Regions from separate parts of the Mus musculus genome. Here region 1 is linked to region 2. The links are chromatin contacts, found by Hi-C or POLR2A ChIA-PET in ENCODE. All regions are on one chromosome and are shown on one strand. Each heading gives the region's core, a stretch centred on a gene start or an enhancer-like site at or near the end of the contact. The rest is flanking DNA. Distances are from core to core; before and after follow the strand shown.

Region 1 (2,876 bases), core at 321-2,820, 37 kb before region 2:
CCAAAGCACAGAGTAATGGGGAATGACACAGAGAGGCAAAAACCATGAGGAGAGGGAATAAAAGCCAAGGTGCAGGCACAGGAGAAATGACAGCAAGACCCATGCAGTTAGACAGACAGATGGCATCACAGGCAAGGGGAGCCTGGGAGCCCAGCCCTGGAAATCTCAGCACTATGAATGAGAAGACTCTTCAGTTTCCTATGGGGGCAGATGCCCATGCAGGAAGGGCCGAGGCTAACCGGAGTAGGAGAACCTTCTGCCACCCTCCCTAGCACATGGGCTGGCAAATATGCTGCAGGGTCAGGGACTCCAGGAGACCTAGGCTTCAAGCTGGGCAGGGTTTGGTATGGAGTTATCCAAGCTCCCTGGAACACCTCTTTTTCTGTCACTGGGCAACCAGAAGCTAGGGCTAGCTCCCCAGCTCAGGCCTTCTCTATCCGAGGCTGAAAACAGTCCTCCACAGTAAGGGGGGCCCTCCATTGCTTCCCCCAACTCAGACAAGACAGCTTTGTTCTGGGGGCATTTGGCTCCGAAGCCCTGGTGTTCAGCGTAGGGCCTGCAAATTGCACCCTGAAGCCTCCATCCCCAACAGTTTGCTCAGCTTTCCACTCTTCTGTTTCGCTCCTTGACCAATAATAAAACTGTCAGTTGGTTGGCTTTCCCGACTCCATCCCAAATCAGCGTTTCTCCTGGTCCACCATCCTCTCCATCCCCAACTCCTCTTCCCGCTGGCCAGCAGTAACTCCCCTACCTTCGACTAGGCACAACTCCAGAGGCTGGAAGCAGAGTCCTGGTCCTGGAGATTACTTTCAGGACTTCTCAGAAAAAAAGTGTTCGGCCAGGGGAGACTGGACCCCCCCTTCCTCTCCCCTCTTCGTTGGTCCCTCCCACGTCCCCTAGAGCCCTCCCACATTCCGCTTTCTCCCTCCATTCCGGCCAGGCCAGTTCCCTCCTCTAGATCTTCCCCTCCCCTGTGGAGCTGGCTGCAGCCACGCCACCCCCTCCCACTCCTCCCGGCTCAATGAAGCTTTCTTTTCCCGCAGGTTGGAGGCCCGGCAGCCGTATTCAGGGTGCTTGACTTGCAAACGGTTTCGGGACAGCAGGACGGCCCCTGTGGCAACGGGAAGCTTTCCAGCCCGTAGCCGTTCCTCCACATCCCCAACTAGACAGAGTATCAACAACAGTCCAGTCCAATTCCCGGGCTGGGCCATGAGAAAAGGTCCCACAAAGAAAACTATTGTCCCGATGGCTCCCTTGGTCATTATGGCGCCCCCGAGGTGCCTGCAGGTGATGTCACGGCCTTCACTCTGATGTCACGTTAAACATATGTCGTCACTCTCAGCTTCCACCCCCCAGGCACTAGGGCCCCTGGTTGGTGATCACCGCTTCCCTGAGTGGTGCCACTGTGTGCACCACTAAAGATAAAGGCTTTAGTGAGCTCTCCCTGAGTTCTTCCTGATGGCTCGTTTTCCTCCAAGCCCTCCGCTCCCCCATCACCGCCGCAGGGGCCGGGGAGGGGCGGGCACGCCTCCGGCACCCTGCAGCCTCGCCCCGCCCCGCCCCGCCCCCAGCCCTCCGGGCCAGGAAGCGCGGAAGGAATCGCCTGGGCCATGGACGGGGCTGTGATGGAGGGTCCGCTTTTTCTGCAGAGTCAGCGCTTCGGGACCAAGGTAGTTTGTTTGTGGCGTGGGGGATGGCGAAACCCCTCTGGACTAGAAGTGGGTGAAAGAATCCAGAAAGAGGGAAGGGGCCGGAAGAAGGTCGGAACGGCGCGCGGGCAATTGTAGATCCCCAAGACGTTCCCTTAAAAGTCTCGGGCTGTGCCCTCCTTGGTGCGGTCTTGGGATGCCATTATCTTTGGGAAAGTAGCTCAGCCTGGGAAGCCCCAGACTCAGATCGGCCTTCATGGGTCTCTTCTTCCTTGTGGGGCGCGTGCTACCACCGCGCACTCTCGAGTCTTTCGTTCTTTCCCAGAGGTGGAGGAAAACTTGGGCTGTGCTTTACCCAGCCAGTCCTCACGGCGTGGCGCGGCTGGAATTCTTTGATCACAAGGGGTCGAGCTCTAGAGGGGGTCGAGGCGGCTCTCGCCGTCTAGACTGCAAGATGATACGCCTGGCTGAATGTGTGAGCGTGGTGCCGGTGACTGTGGAGAGTCCCCCTGAGCCCGGCGCTGTTGCCTTCCGCCTGGACACCGCACAGCGCTCGCACCTGCTGGCGGCGGACGCCGTATCCAGCACCGCCTGGGTGCAGACTTTATGCAGAACCGCCTTTCCGGTGAGTGACTGGGGGTGGGCATCTCTGGGCTTAAGGGACACTGCGAGGATGGAGCTATTATAGAGGCACTGGACTTCTTGCACCTACCCTAGACCCAAGAGAATTATATATAATTCTTCCATGTTCCCTTTTCTGCAGAAAGGCGGCTGGGCTTTGGCGCAGACGGAGAACCAACCTAAGTTTTCTGCCTTGGAGATGCTGGAGAATTCGCTGTACAGCCCCACCTGGGAAGGTAGATGTCTGGCAGGAATGGAGTGGGTTGAAGAGGTGCCCTTGGGGAGCTAGTGATTGGAGTCAACCGAGTCCCTAACTTGCCCCAGCGCTCCTTCTCCTTCGTATGTGTTCTTCCAGGATCCCAGTTCTGGGTAACCTCGCAGAAGACCGAGGCTTCTGAACGCTGCGGCTTGCAAGGCTCCTACATACTGAGGGTGGAAGCTGAGAAGCTGACTCTCCTGACTTTGGGTGCGCAGAGTCAAATCCTGGAGCCGCTCCTTTTCTGGCCCTACACTCTGTTGCGTCGCTATGGCCGGGACAAGGTGCATGGGGCTGTCTGGGAGGATGACCCGTCAGGGAGGGCTACCAGGTTGAGTAGCTGTAGGTGA
Region 2 (2,700 bases), core at 84-2,583:
CACTCTTCAGAGACTCCGCCTTCCTCTTCCTCTGTGATGGTCCAGGGCGCTCCTCCCCATTGCCCCCGTTGACACCCTGGTTTTTCAAGATCCAGTTCAAATGCCACCTGTACCTGTCCTGACCCACCCTTCATGTGTAGGTGATGATGGCGAGGCAGATAGCTCATTGTATAGTTTGTGTTGTCACACATTTGATCTTCCCCATTTAAGTGCAGGCTTCTTTTCATGTCCATCCTGCCCCATCCCCCAGCTGGGGCCTTGGCAGAGGCCTGTCACTCCCATTGCTTTTCCTGTGACCCTTCTGCTTCAGCTAAGTTAGTCTCCTTGTCACGTGACTTCCTTCCTTCCTTAGGGCTTTTATTACTCTGTTAATCCGAGGCCTTGCACCTCCTCCAGCCTTTGACTCAGAACGTTGTCCAGGAGCTGTGCTCATATGATCTTTCCTTGTCTGCTTTAATTAGTAACGGAGGGGTGCTTGTGAGCTTCATTGTGCAGTATTAATCATACTTGTTAATTTATTTCTGTTGAAGGCTTTATTTCCCCGAGTTTTTGAAAGGCAGTGTGATTTAGTAGCAAGATCAGGACTTGAGCTGTGCCTGGGATGTTGTTAGTTGTGTGTTTTTGGGAGCAGCAGGGACACTAGAACCTATTTCCTAGTTATCATAACACACTACAGTGTACGTTGTTTAAGAACAGCATGCAGTAGGTCAGCCACTGCCTTCATCCTCCCGTTCCTCTTCCATTTCTTTATCTTTCCCTCCCTTTCTTGCTGTCACTCTGACATGAAACAGGGTCTCACATGGTCCAGCTTGGTCTCAAACTCATTATATAGACAAGGATGACCTTGCCCTTCTCATCTTCCTGTCTCCACTTCTCAAGTTGTGGGGATGATGAGGGTTGGCATTCACCACCACACCATAGTTTATGTGGTGCTGAGGGTCAAACCCAGGGCTTCATGCATGTAAGGCAAGCATGCTAGTAACTGTGCCACACGCCCGGCCCTTCTACTCTTCCCTACTCTCATGGGCAGAAAAAAAAAGGTACTTTCCTTTTTCTTCAAACTGTGTTTTGCTAGGTCATCCTCCTTGGCTTCTGCTTTCCTCTGGGTTAGAACAGCAGCGCCCACTGCAGCATTGCTCACAAACATAACTAAATGTGCTAAACGGGAGAGCTGGGAAGGAGATATTGTTCTTCTTAGATAATACTGAAGCATAGCTCCTCCCAGAAAGCAAGGCATTACGCATCTGATGAAACAGGCCCCTTGACGCGGTGCCGCTCGAAACTACAGCTAACCATTGGAACAACCTTGCCTGAGTCCCTGTAAGCCATAGGAGGTGGCATCCACAGTCTATGTGTGGACTTATTCTGCCCCCTAGTGGCCACAGCAGTGACAGCCTTCACTTGGATTTATTATGAACTGCCACGTGGGTGCTGGAGGAAGTGTTTCGCTGGGAATGGGCTTGAAGAGCTTAAGGACTGACCCGACAGCCAGCTTGCTCTTCTTTTCTTTGTGTTTGTGGCTGAAGCTCTCGGCTTCCTGCTCCTGCCGGCATGCCTGCTGCCATGCTATTCCTCACCATTGTAAACTCAGCCCCCTGTGCACCATAAGCCCAAACAAACTTTCTTCTCTAAGTTGCTTTGGTCATGGTATTTCATCACAGCAACAGGAAAGTAGCTATTCCTCTGAGCTGGAAATGATAGTGATGGCTAGGCTGAGAGCCCACTGGATATGAAATAAGGACACTGGTCACCTAGAAGCATTGCAGACTTTTAAGTGCCATGCAGCTCTTGGGAATAAAGATTAAAAAGTTGCTGCTGAGGAAGTCTACATCTACAGTGATGTGAACATTTGAGATGCTCAAAGTCTTGCCGTTTCTTTCACTTTTTTCTTTTTAGTGAAGTATGTGATCCAAATTGGAAGAAAAATATATCTTAACTACAGGTTTGTTTGTTTGTTTGTTTGTTTTTCTGAGACAGGTTTCTCTGTGTAGCCCTGGCTGTCCTGGAACTCACTTTGTAGAGCAGGCTGGCCTCAAACTCAGAGTTCCACCTGCCTCTGCCTCTCAAGTGCTGGGATTAAAGGCATGTGCCACCATGGCCCAGCTCTCTCTCTCTCTCTCTCTCTCTCTCAAGATTTATTTATTTGATATATGTGAGTATACTGTCTTCAGACACACCAGAAGAGTGCCCTTACAAGATCTCATTACAGATGGTTGTGAGCCACCATGTGGTTGCTGGGAATTGAACTCAAGACCTCTGAAAGAGCAGTCAGTGCTCTTAACCGCTGAGCCATCTCTCCAGAGCCTAACTACAGTTTTTTGTTTTTTGTTTTTTTTTTTTTGGTTTTTCGAGACAGGGTTTCTCTGTGTAGCCCTGGCTGTCCTGGAACTTACTTACCAGGCTGGCCTCGAACTCAGAAATCCGCCTGCCTCTGCCTCCCAAGTGCTGGGATTAAAGGTGTGCGCCACCACTCCCGGCTTTAACTACAGTTCTTAAACAACGGTCCCATTTTCATATCATAGAAGAAGAAGAGGAAGAAGAAGAAGAAGAAGAAGAAGAAGAAGAAGAAGAAGAAGAAGAAGAAGAAGAAGAAGACGACTCTATGTTAAAGATGTCACTTAGTAGTGACTGAGGTGTGCCAAAGTCTAAAATATTACCTGGCGCTGGAGAGATGGCTCAGTTGGTAAGGGTTTTGCCTCT

The links. A loop is a pair of places that touch in the nucleus more often than their neighbours do. ChIA-PET counts read pairs that join two places held with the same protein, here RNA polymerase II (POLR2A).
Region 1: a loop to region 2 is called in a map of heart, with 5 times the contacts of the local background. The contact joins the promoter of Dok1 here to the enhancer-like site in region 2. A Hi-C loop is called at or near these places in 11 of 37 maps with a recorded cell type or tissue (CH12.LX, T-helper 2 cell, adrenal gland and 4 more). POLR2A ChIA-PET finds 5 or more read pairs at or near these places in 1 of 5 experiments (Patski).

The regions. Positions count from the first base shown.
Region 1 is chr6:83,032,165-83,035,040 of GRCm38, reverse strand. It overlaps Dok1 (docking protein 1), which reads left to right and starts at 1,570. Exons shown (of 5, transcript NM_010070.4): 1 at 1,570-1,670; 2 at 1,975-2,274; 3 at 2,413-2,506; 4 at 2,626-2,810. The coding sequence starts at 1,611. It overlaps Loxl3 (lysyl oxidase-like 3), which reads right to left and starts at 836. Exons shown (of 14, transcript NM_013586.5): 1 at 752-836.
Region 2 is chr6:82,995,509-82,998,208 of GRCm38, reverse strand. The region is part of intron 4 of M1ap (meiosis 1 associated protein); the gene reads right to left. Among named protein-coding and RNA genes, the nearest start is that of Gm32644, 26 kb to the left of the region's middle. Within about 2 kb of position 1,333, at least 1 of the 3 ENCODE cell types and tissues checked has a DNase peak (open chromatin) inside an H3K27ac peak, as active enhancers do; it is heart, where a contact is called at or near this core.